Regions from separate parts of the Homo sapiens genome. Here all the other regions are linked to region 2. A link is a contact called in ENCODE Hi-C data. All regions are on one chromosome and are shown on one strand. Each heading gives the region's core, a stretch centred on a gene start or an enhancer-like site at or near the end of the contact. The rest is flanking DNA. Distances are from core to core; before and after follow the strand shown.

Region 1 (4,453 bases), core at 1,952-4,451, 990 kb after region 2:
AGTTTAAGTCTCAATTGTTGCCAGGCCCCTGATAGGTGATTCTCTCTTCATTGTCCTTGCTGATTCCTTGCAGGCCACCTTCCTCTTCACACCCTCTGTGTGCTAGAATTCCTCAGGCTGGGAACTAGGCCCTTCTCTTGTCACTCTCCATTCTCTCCCTAGGTTATCTAATCTAATTTAATCCCATAGTTTTAAAATTCATCTTTATGCCAATAGCTCTCAGACCTATTTCTCCAGGTTAGAAACTGTCTTCTAAATTACAGATCTGTAATTTAGACTATCTGAAATCTGCATCTGGCTGTCGCAGAGACAGTACAAACTACAAACAACACATGTGAAATCCAACTAGTGGTCTACCCTTGCCCAAATGTGCTCCTCCACTAATCTTTCCTATTTTAGGAAATGACACATCATTCACCCAGTTGTTCATGCCAGAAACTGGACGTCCTTCTTGACACTACTTTTTCAGTGACCCCGGCCTATATCCAATACATTGGCAAGTCCTAGTGACTAAGGTATCAACAGATGATTGATAGACAGATAGATAGATGATAATCTTAAATCCATCCACTTCTCTCCACCTCCACTGTCTTAAACCTATTCCTATTTATCATCTGTGACCTAGACAGCAGTTTCCTAAGTGGTCTGCCCACATCCTCTCGAGACACTTTCCAATCCATCTTTCACAACATAGCCAGAACAATCTTTTAAAACCAATTCTTTTTTTTTTTTTTCAGACAGAGTCTCACTCTGTCGCCCAGGCTGGAGTGCACCGGCATGATCTTGGCTCACTGCAACCTTCACCTCCGCCTCTGGGGCTCAAGTGATTCTCATGCCTCAGCCTCCTGAGTAGCTGGGATAACAGGCGTGCACCACCACACCCAGCTAATTTTTGTATCTTTAGTAGAGACAAATTTCACCATGTTGCCCAGACTGGTCTTGAATTCTTAAACTCATGTGATAGGCCACCTCGGCCACCCAAAGTACTGGGATTACAGGCATGAGCCACCGTGCCTGGCCAAAACCAATTCTCTTTTATTCTTTCTCCCTCTCATTGACACATACACATCACTTAAAGCATTTCAATCACTTTGCATGTAAGATAAAACCCCAAATCATTAATATATACTAAGTCAAAAGAAATTCTGAAGGACAAAAGCATTTAGAAAAAAAGTTTACTTACAAAAACACTTGCAAAAGTATACAGGTGAATTTACGCTTTAGAAGGACTGATACATCAAATGAACACACACCAAGGTTTACAGTTAGTTGCTTCATGGTGAGAAAAGAGCAATTTTCTCATATGATTGCCATATGACCCCAAGCTCCCACATATCTTCAGACTGTAGCAGTACAAAAGTCAGCAATTAAACTGTAAGAGAGTCAGTAATATATGGGAAATGCTGAAAGTTTTGTTCACTTTGGAGACTACAGAGTGTGATACTGTTGTTTCACGGTTTATTTCAGAACACAAAGTATTTTGTTTTTCCTGTGGGAAGTAATATGTACACTCACTCATTTTGGAAACAGGACAAGATGTCAGTTTTGCTTTATAAGCATAAACCCCAGCATGTCTGGGTACTTCTTATATCAGCTTCAACTCATGCCACTCTCCCCCTCATTTTCTACATTCTAGTCACATGACCTTCTTGCAGGTTCTCAAAGCTCTTCCCCAACATGCCGTCCCCTCTGTCTGGTACACATTCCCCTACATACTTTACCTGCCAAACCTTACTCATTTTCCCAGATGCAACTTAAATGTCACTTCCTCCAAATCCCACTCTAAACTGAGTGCCCCAACTATTCAATCATAGCACTCTGCATTATCAGGTATGATGCCTTTGGATGCGAATAACTGAAAAACCAAACCTATCAATAGAGTTTTTAATATCAGGGAGGCTTTTGGGCATGGAGAATAACAATCACCACTATGTGTACTTTTGTTTAATGCTTACTTTATAAACTTTAAAATATATTAAACAGTATTTCTGGGAAATACTGTCTGATGCCATCCAATGCAGTATTCACTAACCACATGTGGCTATTGAACACTTGAAATATGACTAATCCAATTAAGGAATTTAATTAGGAATTTTTTTAATTTAAATTTTGGAAAAACTAAAGTGTGTGAACCTATTTTTTCAACTGCAAACTTTATAAAATCTAAACACAGATCCAATATTTCCAATTAAAATCAGGCAACTGAGATCAGTGTATGCATGTGAAATACATATCGAATTTTCAAGACTCAGTATAAAAAAATGTAAAAATTATCTGAATTTTTATATTGACTACATGTTGAAATGAGATTTTGGATATATTACGTTAAATAAAATATATTACTAAAATTAATTTCCTCTTTTTTTTTTTTTTGAGGTGGAGTCTCGATCGATCCCCAGTCTGGAGCGCAGTGGCTGATCTCGGCTCAGCGCAACCTCCGTCTCCCGGGTTCAAGCGAGTCTCCTGTTTCAGTCTCCCTGGTAGCTGGGATTACAGGCGCCCACCACCGCGCCGGGCTAATTTTTGTATTTTTAGTATAGACGGGTTTTCACCATGTTGGTCAGGCTGGTCTCGAACTCCTGACCTCAGATGATCCGCCCGCCTTGGCCTCCCAAAGTGCTGGGATTACAGGCGTGAGCCACCGCGCCTGGCCTCATCTGCAATTTTACTTAAATCACAAATATACTAGATCTTCTTACATGCTTCGAAGAACTAAAAAAAATAAGACATGAATTATCACAATGATTACCGAATTAATTGTAAATTTTTTTATTTAAACTAGTCACAAAGGTATCACAGGTATGACTTACACCTAACGGGGGCCAAAAGATGGGTTGCGAAACGAATGACTGAATTATCCCTAACAATCTTGGGAAGAAAACAGGATTGGCCAGGCCCATCCCGAGAGGTCCACGTCAGGCAGGGGCCCCGCCCACCGCGGGACCAAGCGGCTACGCCTTCCAAGTTTTCATTCGGGGCCGCGCCAGCGCTGAGGAGAGTCAGACGCCAGATGGTTCCGAAGGTCCTGCAGGCTCTCGGGGCACCCTACAGCCGACACGCCAACAAAAGCTTCGGAGCCGCCAACCCCAAAACGGAAACACCGGAGCCACAAGCTGAGCTCGCGTAGGGCACGCTCCCCCGGGAGTGCTTCCGGGACAGGGGGCGGGGTCGCCGGAAGTGGCCGTCCGCCGTCCGCTGCTCGTTGTTTAAGCGGCTGACGGGAAGGAGAAGCCAGAGCTCCAGCGGCGCCGCGGGGCGGCAGTCAAGACCAGAGCCGGAGCCGTCACTCACCTCTGGATTAGCCTGAAGCGGAGACTACCGGCTGCGGAGCGGCGGGGCGAGACACTTGCTCGCCTTTTGACCCCATCATGTCGCGGGGCTCCATCGAGATTCCCCTCCGGGACACTGACGAGGTAAGTGTCGTGTATGGAGGCGGGTGGGGGCCATGAACTTGTACGATCGCCCCCACCGACTTCGCTCGACTTCGTTTCTGAAGCGAGAGCATCCTCCTTCCCTAAGAGCCCTGATCGAAATACCTGGCCAAGGTCTGATCATCATCTTCTTCAGCCCCTGTGCCCTCTCAGGCTGGGGGCACCGCGTCTCTGCAGCCTCAGGGCCACTCGGAGAAGGAGTTCTTGAAAGTTCCTCTCCAGCCTGTTCGAATTTGACAGTGCGCTACTCTTTTCCTAACCAACCCACGGGAGCAGAGGTGTGAGAGTACCCGATAAACTGTAAAACACCTCGCAGATTACAGAGGTGGGCGCTGATGTTTCCGGGGTTTATATGCTTGCTGCTCAAACTCGAGATCTTTCCCTGGGAATATATAGGAGGTCGCCTCTTCTCCCTTAGAAACTCGAGTCTGTCATGGTGCGCTGTGTTCTCTACACCAACTCTCCTTCAACGAGATATCCCAAGATTTAGCCGCCCCTGTGTGCTGATAAAATTTAACCTCCTCTCGCTTACCTATGTCTCATTCATGGGTGGCCTGTGGCTTGTCTGAGTAAAGCTCTCAGCTTTGATGTTCAGTCTTCTTGTATATCTTTTATTTTTATTTTTTTTGTTTGAGATATAATATTGAGGTATAAAATTCAGTGGTTTTTAGTGTATTCGCAAAGTTGTATAGTCATTACCTCTAATTCCAGGACATTTTCCTATTATTATTTTTGTGCTTACAGTCAGGACTGTCTGTTACACGCAGGTGCCACCTCCATGATTAATGTGTGCAGTGGCATTCAACTTTGCATGGCTTGTAGGGTCATGCATCTCAAGGAGTCAGACCTATGGCATAATAGTCTCTAGGGTGCTTATCTGCACTTTACTTGGATTCTATGTTAAGTAGGATTTTGTTTTGTTATTTTTTAGTAAGCAGACCATTTCTAGTATTTTATAGTTCCAGTGATCTGGGGACAAGTAGCAGGGTTTGTTTGCTTCTCTGTGCTTTAACTTTATTATA
Region 2 (4,711 bases), core at 1,801-4,300:
CTCCCAAGTAGCTGGGACGACAGGCGTGTGCAGCACAGCCGGCTAATTTTCGTATTTTTAGTAGAGGTTTCACCATGTTGGCCAGGCTGGTCTCAAACACCTGACCTCAATGATATGCCCTCCTCAGCCTCCCTAAGTGCTGGGATTACAGGCCTGAGCCACTGCACCTGACCTCACCTTTCAATTTCAGATAAGGAACTAGAAGGTGACACGTGAAATCTGTACCGGACTTCTAGGATGCTGTTCATTACACCACCCACCTCCTCTCGGGTCCTGATTACATTTTTATGTCAAACATTTAATTTCTCAGTGCCCCATCACCCAGCTAGTGGCCATGTGCCACCCCTACATACAGAGGAGGGCCCTGACCCTTTCTAGTCCTGTGCTCAGCTTCCATTGAGTCTTCTGAGGCTGCCGAGTCTTTGGCCCTGGGTAGTGGATACATCTGTGGTGGACACTAAATTCCAAGCAGGGCTACACTCAGCCTCCTTTTCCTGTTCCCACCACACACAGGCAGTCCATGGTCTCTTAGGATTGTGCACCCACAGGAATGCAGGCCTTTGTGTTTATATCCCCCTCAACAGTTCACAAGGGCCAGCTGAGGTCCAGCAGGACTTCAGGAGTGGGTAGACGAAAGCTCTGTCTAGCAAACCCCATTCTGTTCAGTCCCCAAGACCCGCAGCCCACTGCCCCCTCCTCCTCCTCATCGGAAGTCCTCGTTTCCTGTCCCATTTCACCCTGCCTCTCCCCCCTCCGACAACACTTTCTGCTTGGACCAGCAGCCCATGGGGGTTTCAGGGAGCAGTCTCCCTGCCCCACTTTCTGCATTTTCCCTCTGCTCTCAGGTTCCCTTTTCTTCCTGATGCATGGGACCAGGACGATCCTGAGCAGCTCCCCTGGGAAGACTGTTCCCCCCACAGGCTGGTTTCAGGGGATACCAGGACTGCTGCACCTCCACACTCATGTTTTCCACTCCCCTCAAAGTCCAGGCTGATAGGAGAGCAGCGTTACTGTCCAACTCTGCCAAACGTGTGTCTCCATTCCCATTTGGAGGGTGTGTCTGGAATCCTTGTTTACAAGGTGTAGAGGTGGAAGAGTTCATCCCAGAGCCCCATGGCCCTGTACACCTCACTGCAGTTAGCTGGAAGATGGTTAAAGCAGTGAGTGACTTTTTTTCTAGAGCTGTTGCCCTCCCAGCCTGGGCTACAAACAATCAGTGCTTGAATCTTCCTGCCTACCCCCACCCCAATCAGGCCTTTAGGGCACTAAGTTGGAAAGGAGCCTGGACTTCAGAGTCAAACAGGCCTGGGCTCTACTGTGGTTTTACCTTACTGTGTCATCTTGGGTGGGTTAGGATACTGTACAGGTGATGTGTCCTCAGGGTGTCACACCTGAGGCACCTGGTGTTTTGTCTTCATGCATGTTCTTTAGAAAGTCACGTGGAGGGGGTTTTCCATCTGGGCTGGGCCAGGCCACTTAATGGGCCTGTCGCTGGTGGGCTGGCCGGTTCTGAGAAGATCTGGCAGGTGACTGCGGTTGGTCAGCCATTCAAGGCTACTACTGGAGAGTCCGGGAAATACCTCAGGTGCTCTCTGCATTTCCACAGGCAAGTCTGTAACTTCTGAGGTGTCCTGCAAAGGCAGGTAGCTGGCAAATCTGTGAATGGATGAGTGCACAGAGGAGGTCCCAGGTGAGGGTGACAGCCCAGCAACACACTTCCCCAGTCACACCTGCTCTTTGGAAGGTTCCAGCAAGGCTGTGGAGAGGACCCAAGGGCCTGTGACTGCCACCTCCCAGTAGACCCCAAGGACCTCCAGCCTCTGCTCTCCCCTCAAGGGTCCTGTCGCTCCCTTGGTGGCCATTAGCTGTGGTGGCCAGAGCTGTTCTCCACTCTACCTCCCAGGGCCTCTATCAGCAGCTGACGGTTCCTGCGGCTTGTAATGTTCCTGCTGATCTGCCTCACTCACTACCCGTCACCGCTGATGAACTTTCCCAAAAGTCAGCCCAGAACTCCTTAAGGGAAGGGGCAGCCTCGTTGTGGTAGTTCCAGCACCCTGTACCAAGCAGGTTCTTAGTAAATGCTGACTGTTGAGTGGCCCCTTTCTGAAATAAATTCCTTGTTCTCAAATATATCCTGGATCTGGTCCCCTTGGGTCCAATCAGCGCTTGAACCAGACAGCAATGACTGACCACCTCTACTCAAGAGTTTCTGGTTTATTTGGAGCCTCTACCCCACCCAACCCTAAGGCTGGGAACCCTTTTGCCTTCCTTTTTTCTTAAAGGAAGTTAATCCCAGCACATGTGAAAGATGGACCATCCATCCCAATGCCTCATGTCCTGGGCTTCATTTCTCCATTTCTCCCAGGGCACCCTGGGAGTCTACATGCAAACAGAGATACTAGAAAGTTAACTTCCGGAAACCCCCTTGATAGGCCAATTCGTCCCCTTTTCTCTCTCTCCATGTGATTTTTTTTTTTCAAAAAATATCTTTTGTAGTTTTTTTTTCCTTATCACCAATACATACCCAATGTGGAAAACTGAGAAAAAGCAGGTTTGTAAAAAGAATAAAATGCTTCGCCATAATCTCACTCTGCAGACAACCTACAATGGCAAAAATCGCAATTAATTTTGCACCAACCTAATACTAGGATTTCAGTGCACAGCCTTCCAGGCCTACATTTAGGTTTGTTTGAAACAGGAACATGCGGTTCAACCGCCAACCTGAGCCCGCGTCCCCTAAGGCCAATACCACCATCCTGACCCTCCTTGGGAGGTCCTGAAATGACCCCAGTTCCAGGGGCAACGAAATGCATACGCTTTCGAGGGAAGGAGGGGAGGAAACGACCCTGTGGCGCAGGTCTGCACGGCCAAGGGGGTTCCCTGAGCTGGTGGAGCGGCGTGGCGTGGCCTAGGAAGTCCCTGGGCGAGGGAGGCGGGGCGCGGCGTGGTGGGGGCGACTGGGTGGTGCAGGCCTGCGCACGCGCGCAGCCGTGGGCGGGACGGGCGGCCTGGGGGCTTCGCCGCCAGGTGGCAGGCGTGCGCCACGCCCGCAGGTTCCAGCCCCGACCCGGGCGCGCGGGGCCGACTAGGGTCGGGTCCAGTGTGCGGTGGTCGCTCCGCTCCGGGCCGCTCCGCTCTGGGCGTCAGGGCGCGGGGAGCTGCCCCGGGGTTCTGTCCACCGGGGAGGAAAGCCACGAGCACTGAGCGCCTCCTGAGAGCCAGCCCTGACGTGAACTCATTTTATCTGCCACGACCCAGAAGGTGGGCGCAATTTTCCTATGTTCCAGGTGTGAAAAGTGAGGCTCAGGGAGCTAGGCAGTTGCCCAAGGGGACACAGCAGTGACGGCTCTGGGACGAAGCCCAGGTGTCCAGACGCGATGGCCTCTTCCCGCGTTCTCGGCGGGTACGGCGCGCCGCCTGCCTGCGGCCCGCGGGGAGGTGGTCGGGTGGCCGCCCCGGCTCCTCCTCGGGCCCCTGAGGATTTCCGGCCGGGACCCCGAGGAGGGCCCTGTGGCCTTGCGGCATCCGTGGTCACGATTCCAGCCCCACACGGCCTCCCGCCAGTCCCTGCGAGTGCCCAAGACGGGGCCGCCCCTCCCGTCTCCTCCCTTCTCTCCCCTCCCCGGCGTCTCCCGCCGAGGGCGCTGCAGGCGGCCTGGTTGGGATGAGGGCGGGCAGGCGGCCCACAAGCAGGGGCCTGTTTCCTGACTCGTTTGACCCTGGCTGTCCCTGCGGAGGCCCCAGCAGACCCAGCAAGGTCATCTAGGGCGAAATTCCAGTCTGAGCCCTGAGCAGTGACTTAAGTTTTCCCGATAAGGCTCAAGAAGGGACACAGATTGTCCTCCCCACACCCCGCACTCTGTCAGCACCTCCACTCTGGTGAAGCCTCTGCTGCAGACAGCCCGGCTCGAGAAGAGACAAAGATAGACTTGGGACAGATAAGGACAGAGACAGCCAGGGAGAGAGGGGCAAGGAGCTCAGAGGTGAAGATGGGGCCGCGCCGATGGGGAGGCAGCGGGTCTGCGGCCGCCGAGATGGGAAGTGGGCCCTGGAGCGGGCTTGCCGAGCCTACGACCGGGGCTGGGATGTTGGAGGAAGACGCGGTCATGAGGGCTGAAAAAGAAGGGGTTTTTGGTATGGTAGAAAAATGGATTGGGCTGGCAGCTCGAAGGCCACAGCCCTGTACCTCTGGGCCTGGTCTCGTGTGTGCACCTGGGACCGGTGGGTGAGGGGTGATGTAGAGTCAATGAGGGACGAGCTCGCTGAGTCTCCAGGAGGCAGGAGTGGAGAGGGCGAGGGAGGGAGGGTAGGACCTGTATACCTACGGTGGAGGGGGCAGGCGGGGGACAGATGCTGCTGGGCCAAGACTACTGAGTCTCTCCTGCCTGCTGGAGGTCCCTAGCTCAGGACTTATTCCATGCACACTCTGATAGAATATTTACGCCCAACACTAACTGTTTGGCTTGGCAAATAAGCAAAGCCATAAAGTCACAGCTGGCCTGTAGGCTCCCAGTCACCATGTGCAGCTGAGTCACAACCACTTCCCCCACCCCCTGGGGAGCAAGCGCCTATGCTCATGCCTGCACTCAGACACATATCCACACAGATACCCACAGATGCCGCGTGCCACTGAGTCATAGCTACCTCCTCAGAGAGCACGTGCCTGCATGTACTTGCACACAGGTCCCCACAGATGCCATATACACCTGAG
Region 3 (4,663 bases), core at 593-3,092, 650 kb after region 2:
GGCATGGTGGTGGGCACCTGTAATCCCAGCTACTTGGGAGGCTGAGGCAGGAGAATCGCTTGAACCTGGAAGGTGGAGGTTGCAGTGAGCCAAGATCTCACCATTGCATTCTAGCCAGGGTGAAAAGAGTGAAACTCCATCTCAAAAAAAAAAAAAAAAAAAAAAAAATAGATTGTTGTTTGCTGGATTTCTACTCAATAGAACAGAAATTACCTCAATAGTAAATATTCTATAGTTCTCATTTCAGATGAAAATTCAGCTGTTCTCAACGACTTTTTTGTTGTTTGCATAGGTGATCCTCAACTTTGATATGTTCTAATTTTCATGCATGTATCTTTCACTTCTGTGACTGTATACTGATAACTCAAACAGATACTTCATCCTTTAGTTGATGGGTGGTGATTTTACCTTCCCTCTTGTGTGACCACTTGCTAAGTGCTGCTGCTTGGGGATAAAAGGCTGGGTTTCTACAGAGACAAGGGGTATGGGAAGCGTTTATGGTACAGCTGCCCCCCTTTCCCTCTGTGTGCCAAGGGAATCCCAAATTTTCTGAATGCCTGGAGTTTGTCGGTTGATAACAAATTGTTGTACAATGAACAATTAGGTGTTTGCTTCCCAGGCCCATGCTCCCCTCTCCACCACTACAGTCCTTGCATCTGGTAAGGGTGGGAAGGGGGTTCAGTGGCCACTGGTCCTAGGTGATGGCAAGGGTGGTGTCACTGGCTGGGGATGGTGGAGACTTTGCCGTGCCACAGGGGTGGAGAAGATGAGGGCAGAGAGGAGAGGTGGAATCATGGAAGAGAAGCCACAGGCTCGACCTCCCAGGCACCAGGGAGCAACAGAGGGATGCTTGTGAAAGTTTTTATCTGTCAGGACCCAAGATAGCTATAATGCATGTGACAGGGATGGCAATTTTGCAAATATAAAACAGATATATTTAATTACTCATTACATCACTGTTTTCCCTCTGAGATCCAGCTACAAAAATTATCACTAGAGGGCAGGAGAGGTCTCTTTAGCAAGAAACATGCGTCCTAGCCCAGGGTACTGGCTTCTCCCATAGTGTGGGGGCAGTGCTGACTAATGCTTCCCTGTTCACAACACGCTTAGAAAGTGAGAATATGCGTGTGGCACACTGGGGTCAGCTAAAGGGGATTTGGGAATGCCTACATGGGAGCTAGTGAAAAAAATTCACATTTTCTTCATGTTATATTATTACAATAATATACAAAACAAAATATTAAATGTTGAATTTATATAATATTCTAAAGAAAATCATTTAAATATTTTATTGTTAAACATGAGCTTGCTTCAAATTAACATGTCTTTTTTATGTAGTTTTAGGCTTGAAATGGCTACATGGAATTTCTGATCAAGATTTTTAAGGGTTTCTTCATTCTTTTTTCAAATTTCATTTGTTTCTAATTTTTAAATGTTTATAGATTTAGTGGGTACAAGTGCCATTTTGTTACATGGATATATTGCAAAGTGGTGAAGTCTGGGCTTTTCCTGTAACTATCACTTGAATAGTGTACATTGTACCCATAATCATCATTAACAGGAAATTTGTTTGTACAGATTGGTGATAAAAAGTTAAAAACAATTTTGCACCTGTTAAAAAATATATACCAGTTGAAATCATATAGAGACTATAACGGCATTTTCTTTTTTCAAACAACAAATGTGGTATTGAAATTTTTTGGGATGAGCATTGGATTTAGCACCCTTCAAACCTTTTGGATTCTAGTGCACTTAGGTAATGGTGAAGCCCTAATCTGCAGAATACACATGCAATTTTACATCAGATATCCTGCAGGCAGTGTGGAGGTGACTAAAGAGGCTCATCTACTGAGAAAGACAGGAACAGCCCATATACATCGAGTGACTGTTGTCCTGATTTGTCCTGAAGGGCTCTGATTCATTCTTCTGACATGACATGACTATCCAGAGCACTTCCCTTTGCTAAAAAACAAACAAGAAGCGTGCCAGTTTGGTGTTCATACACAGTGTGGATGAATCTCGAAACATTGCCCAGAATGAAAGAAGCCAGACACAAAAAAGTACATGCTGTATGATTCCATTTATTTGAAATTCTAGAATAGGCAAAACTAATTTGTAGTGATGGAAGACAGATGAGTAGTTGTCTCAGGCAGTGGTGGGGGTGAGTGACTGCAGTGGGGCATATGGGGCATTTGGGGGGTAATGACAACATTGTGTATCTTGATCATGGTAGTGGTGACACTGGTGGATCACCCATGTATACATTTGCAGAAACTCATAGTACTATATAGTTAAAATAGATGCATTTCATTATATGTAAATTATACCTCATTAAAGTCGATTTAAAAAAAGAAAGTATACTATTTTGGACAATGAATTTTATGGTTTCTGTACATAGGCGTGAAGACAGATTCAGGGCTGCCATTTCTACTGTGGCTGCCAGAAGCTCCCTCCTGCTCTCCTTGCCCCCGGCCCCATCCCTCTTGGTCTGTGCTCTGTGCTCACCCGACGCAAGGGACACACACTCCTCCAGTGGGTTTCTGGCTCTGTCCATGTGGGAGTGGCACACTATGCAGCAAGCTGCCAAAGGACGTGTCCTCGCCGCTTGGGATGAGATCACTGTCCTTGCTGTTTGATGGGGCCCACTCTTGGCTGCCCTCCAAGGAGCTGTAGGTGAGGTTCTCCTTAGAGGTACCCAGCCTGTGCACTTTGGCTGCCCTCTCACCTGAGGACCGAGGGCATCACCATTGTGCTGCATGCCTGTGGCCCATCTGAAGCACTTCCACGGGGAAGCTCTGGCCTAGGGAAGGTACCTGTGCCTGTCCCTAAGGCTTTCTCATGAGGCTAGAGTAGAAAGGGGGAGGATCTGACATAAAGGAAGCAAATAAGCACCCATTTCTTGGTCCCAGGGAATTGTGGGAGGAAGAAGGAGGGAGGACAGGAGATGGTGGAGAGTGGAGGGCAGTGGCGGGGGCAGTGCAAGGAGAAATGGAGCGGGATGGGAAGAGAAGTTGAGAGTGGTCAGCCAGATGGGTCTTAAATTCCCTTTCTGGGCTTTGGTCTAGAGCAAGTGTTGGCGAACTATTCTGTAAAGGGCTAGATAGTAAATGTCTGAGGTTCGTAGGATCATATGGTGTCTGTCACAACTACTCGACTCTGCCATTGCAGTGGAAAAGCAGCCAAGGACAATGGGTAAATGAATAAATGTGGTCATGTTCCAAGAAAACTTAATTTATGGGTGGCAAAATTGGAATTCATGTAATTTTCATGTGTCACAAAATATTCTTCTTTAGATTTTTTTCTCAACCATTAAAAATGTAAAGACAATTTTTTTTTTTTTTTGAGACAGAGTTTTGCTCTGTTGCCCAGGCTGGAGCACAGTGACATGATTTCAGCTCACTGCAACCTCTGCCTCCCAGGTTCAAGCAATTCTCCTGCCTCAGCCTCCTGAGTAGTTGGGATTACAGGCACACACCACCACACCTGGCTAATTTTTGTATTTTTAGTAGAGACGGGGTTTTTAGGCTGGGAGCCACTGCGCCCGGCCTAAAAAATGTAGACAATTCTTAGCTCATCTTCCTCATAAAGTGGGTGGTGGGCCTAATTCGGCTGTTGGGGCATCGCTTGCCAACTCATGTATTTAGTGTGGGGGGTCCTGAGGGTGGAGGACTTAGGGAAAGGTGTGGCTCTTGGAATTCTGAGTGTCAGCATAGCTGCTCCCTTCCCTCACTCCCTCTGCCCTTCTCCATTCACCAGGCATCTTATCTGTGTAACCCACAGATTGTAATTATGGGTTCTCAGGCCTGCACCCCAACCCAGGGGCTGTGCCATGCTGTGTGTGCTTCATAGCTGCCCCTCCTGGACCTAGTGCAGGGCTGGGCCCAGAGTGGGCCTTGATAACATTTGTTGTCTGGAATTAAATCAGCAGCTCACTAGTGGAATCTGCCCAGGCCTGGCTAGAAACTGGGAGCTGTAGCCAGTCCCTCCTGCCCTGTCCTCAGGGGCCCTCAGCCACCGAGGATGCCTGCCTGTTGCTACGCTGGAGAACATTTTGTCATGTTTACTAACAAGGAATCCGAGGGGTGGAGTGGGATGGGGACCAAGGAGGGTGTTCTGTAACACCACAGGGCAGAGAGGGATGGAGATGGACTCAGGGACAAGGTCAGGTTACAGAAATGGACTTTGGCAGGAGCATTGACATGGGGCAGGGGCAGAGACAGCAGGAAGCAGAGGGCAGGGGGAGTGAGATGTGGGTTTCCTGTGGGGCCCTCCCTTCCTGGGCAGGATGGAGAGAAGCTAGATGCCTCCCATGCCTCCCAGGGAGAGCTATGCCCAACAGGCATGTGAGAGCTCCCTTGGCATCCCTGGGGACTGATCACAGAGCACCGGAGACTCAAACTCACAACTCTCCTGGGTTCTTATAAGAAGGAATTTCAACTCTCAGATTTTGTCTGCTGTGGGTGGCAAAGGATAATTGCTTTGGGAAAGGGCAATTTTGGGTGGAAGGAAGGGGATCTCCCTGGGCCCCAGTGTTTTGTGGATTGTGTGAGGCACCTGCAAGGTCTTGGAGAAATGGTGGGCTGGACAACAACAGCGAGGCCCTGGCCTAAGCTGACACTGCTGCTTGAGTCTTTAATGCATGTATTCTTTTCTTCACAAAGGA

The links. A loop is a pair of places that touch in the nucleus more often than their neighbours do. Pooled maps may share reads with other maps.
Region 1: a map of CD8-positive, alpha-beta T cell shows a loop between it and region 2 (8-fold over the local background). The contact joins the promoter of CTR9 here to the promoter of SBF2-AS1 in region 2. A Hi-C loop is called at or near these places in 2 of 168 maps with a recorded cell type or tissue (CD8-positive, alpha-beta T cell and naive thymus-derived CD4-positive, alpha-beta T cell) and 14 of 50 pooled maps.
Region 3: a loop to region 2 is called in a map of gastrocnemius medialis, with 20 times the contacts of the local background. The contact joins the enhancer-like site here to the promoter of SBF2-AS1 in region 2. A Hi-C loop is called at or near these places in 3 of 168 maps with a recorded cell type or tissue (endothelial cell of umbilical vein, gastrocnemius medialis and mammary epithelial cell) and 8 of 50 pooled maps.

The regions. Positions count from the first base shown.
Region 1 is chr11:10,748,045-10,752,497 of GRCh38, forward strand. CTR9 (CTR9 component of Paf1/RNA polymerase II complex) reads left to right here and starts at 3,202. Exons shown (of 25, transcript NM_014633.5): 1 at 3,202-3,413. The coding sequence starts at 3,369. RefSeq lists enhancers at 2,571-3,071, 2,870-3,019, 3,040-3,089.
Region 2 is chr11:9,755,243-9,759,953 of GRCh38, forward strand. It overlaps SBF2-AS1 (SBF2 antisense RNA 1), which reads left to right and starts at 3,051. Exons shown (of 3, transcript NR_036485.1): 1 at 3,051-3,261. It overlaps LINC02709 (long intergenic non-protein coding RNA 2709), which reads right to left and starts at 4,291. Exons shown (of 3, transcript NR_033972.1): 1 at 4,187-4,291; 2 at 2,525-2,601; 3 at 1-1,656. RefSeq lists an enhancer at 1,330-1,389 and silencers at 2,861-3,260, 3,381-3,500.
Region 3 is chr11:10,405,314-10,409,976 of GRCh38, forward strand. The region is part of intron 2 of CAND1.11 (a long non-coding RNA gene); the gene reads left to right. Among named protein-coding and RNA genes, the nearest start is that of AMPD3, 48 kb to the right of the region's middle. RefSeq lists enhancers at 3,504-4,004, 4,005-4,505. Within about 2 kb of position 1,843, at least 6 of the 41 ENCODE cell types and tissues checked have a DNase peak (open chromatin) inside an H3K27ac peak, as active enhancers do; they include gastrocnemius medialis, where a contact is called at or near this core.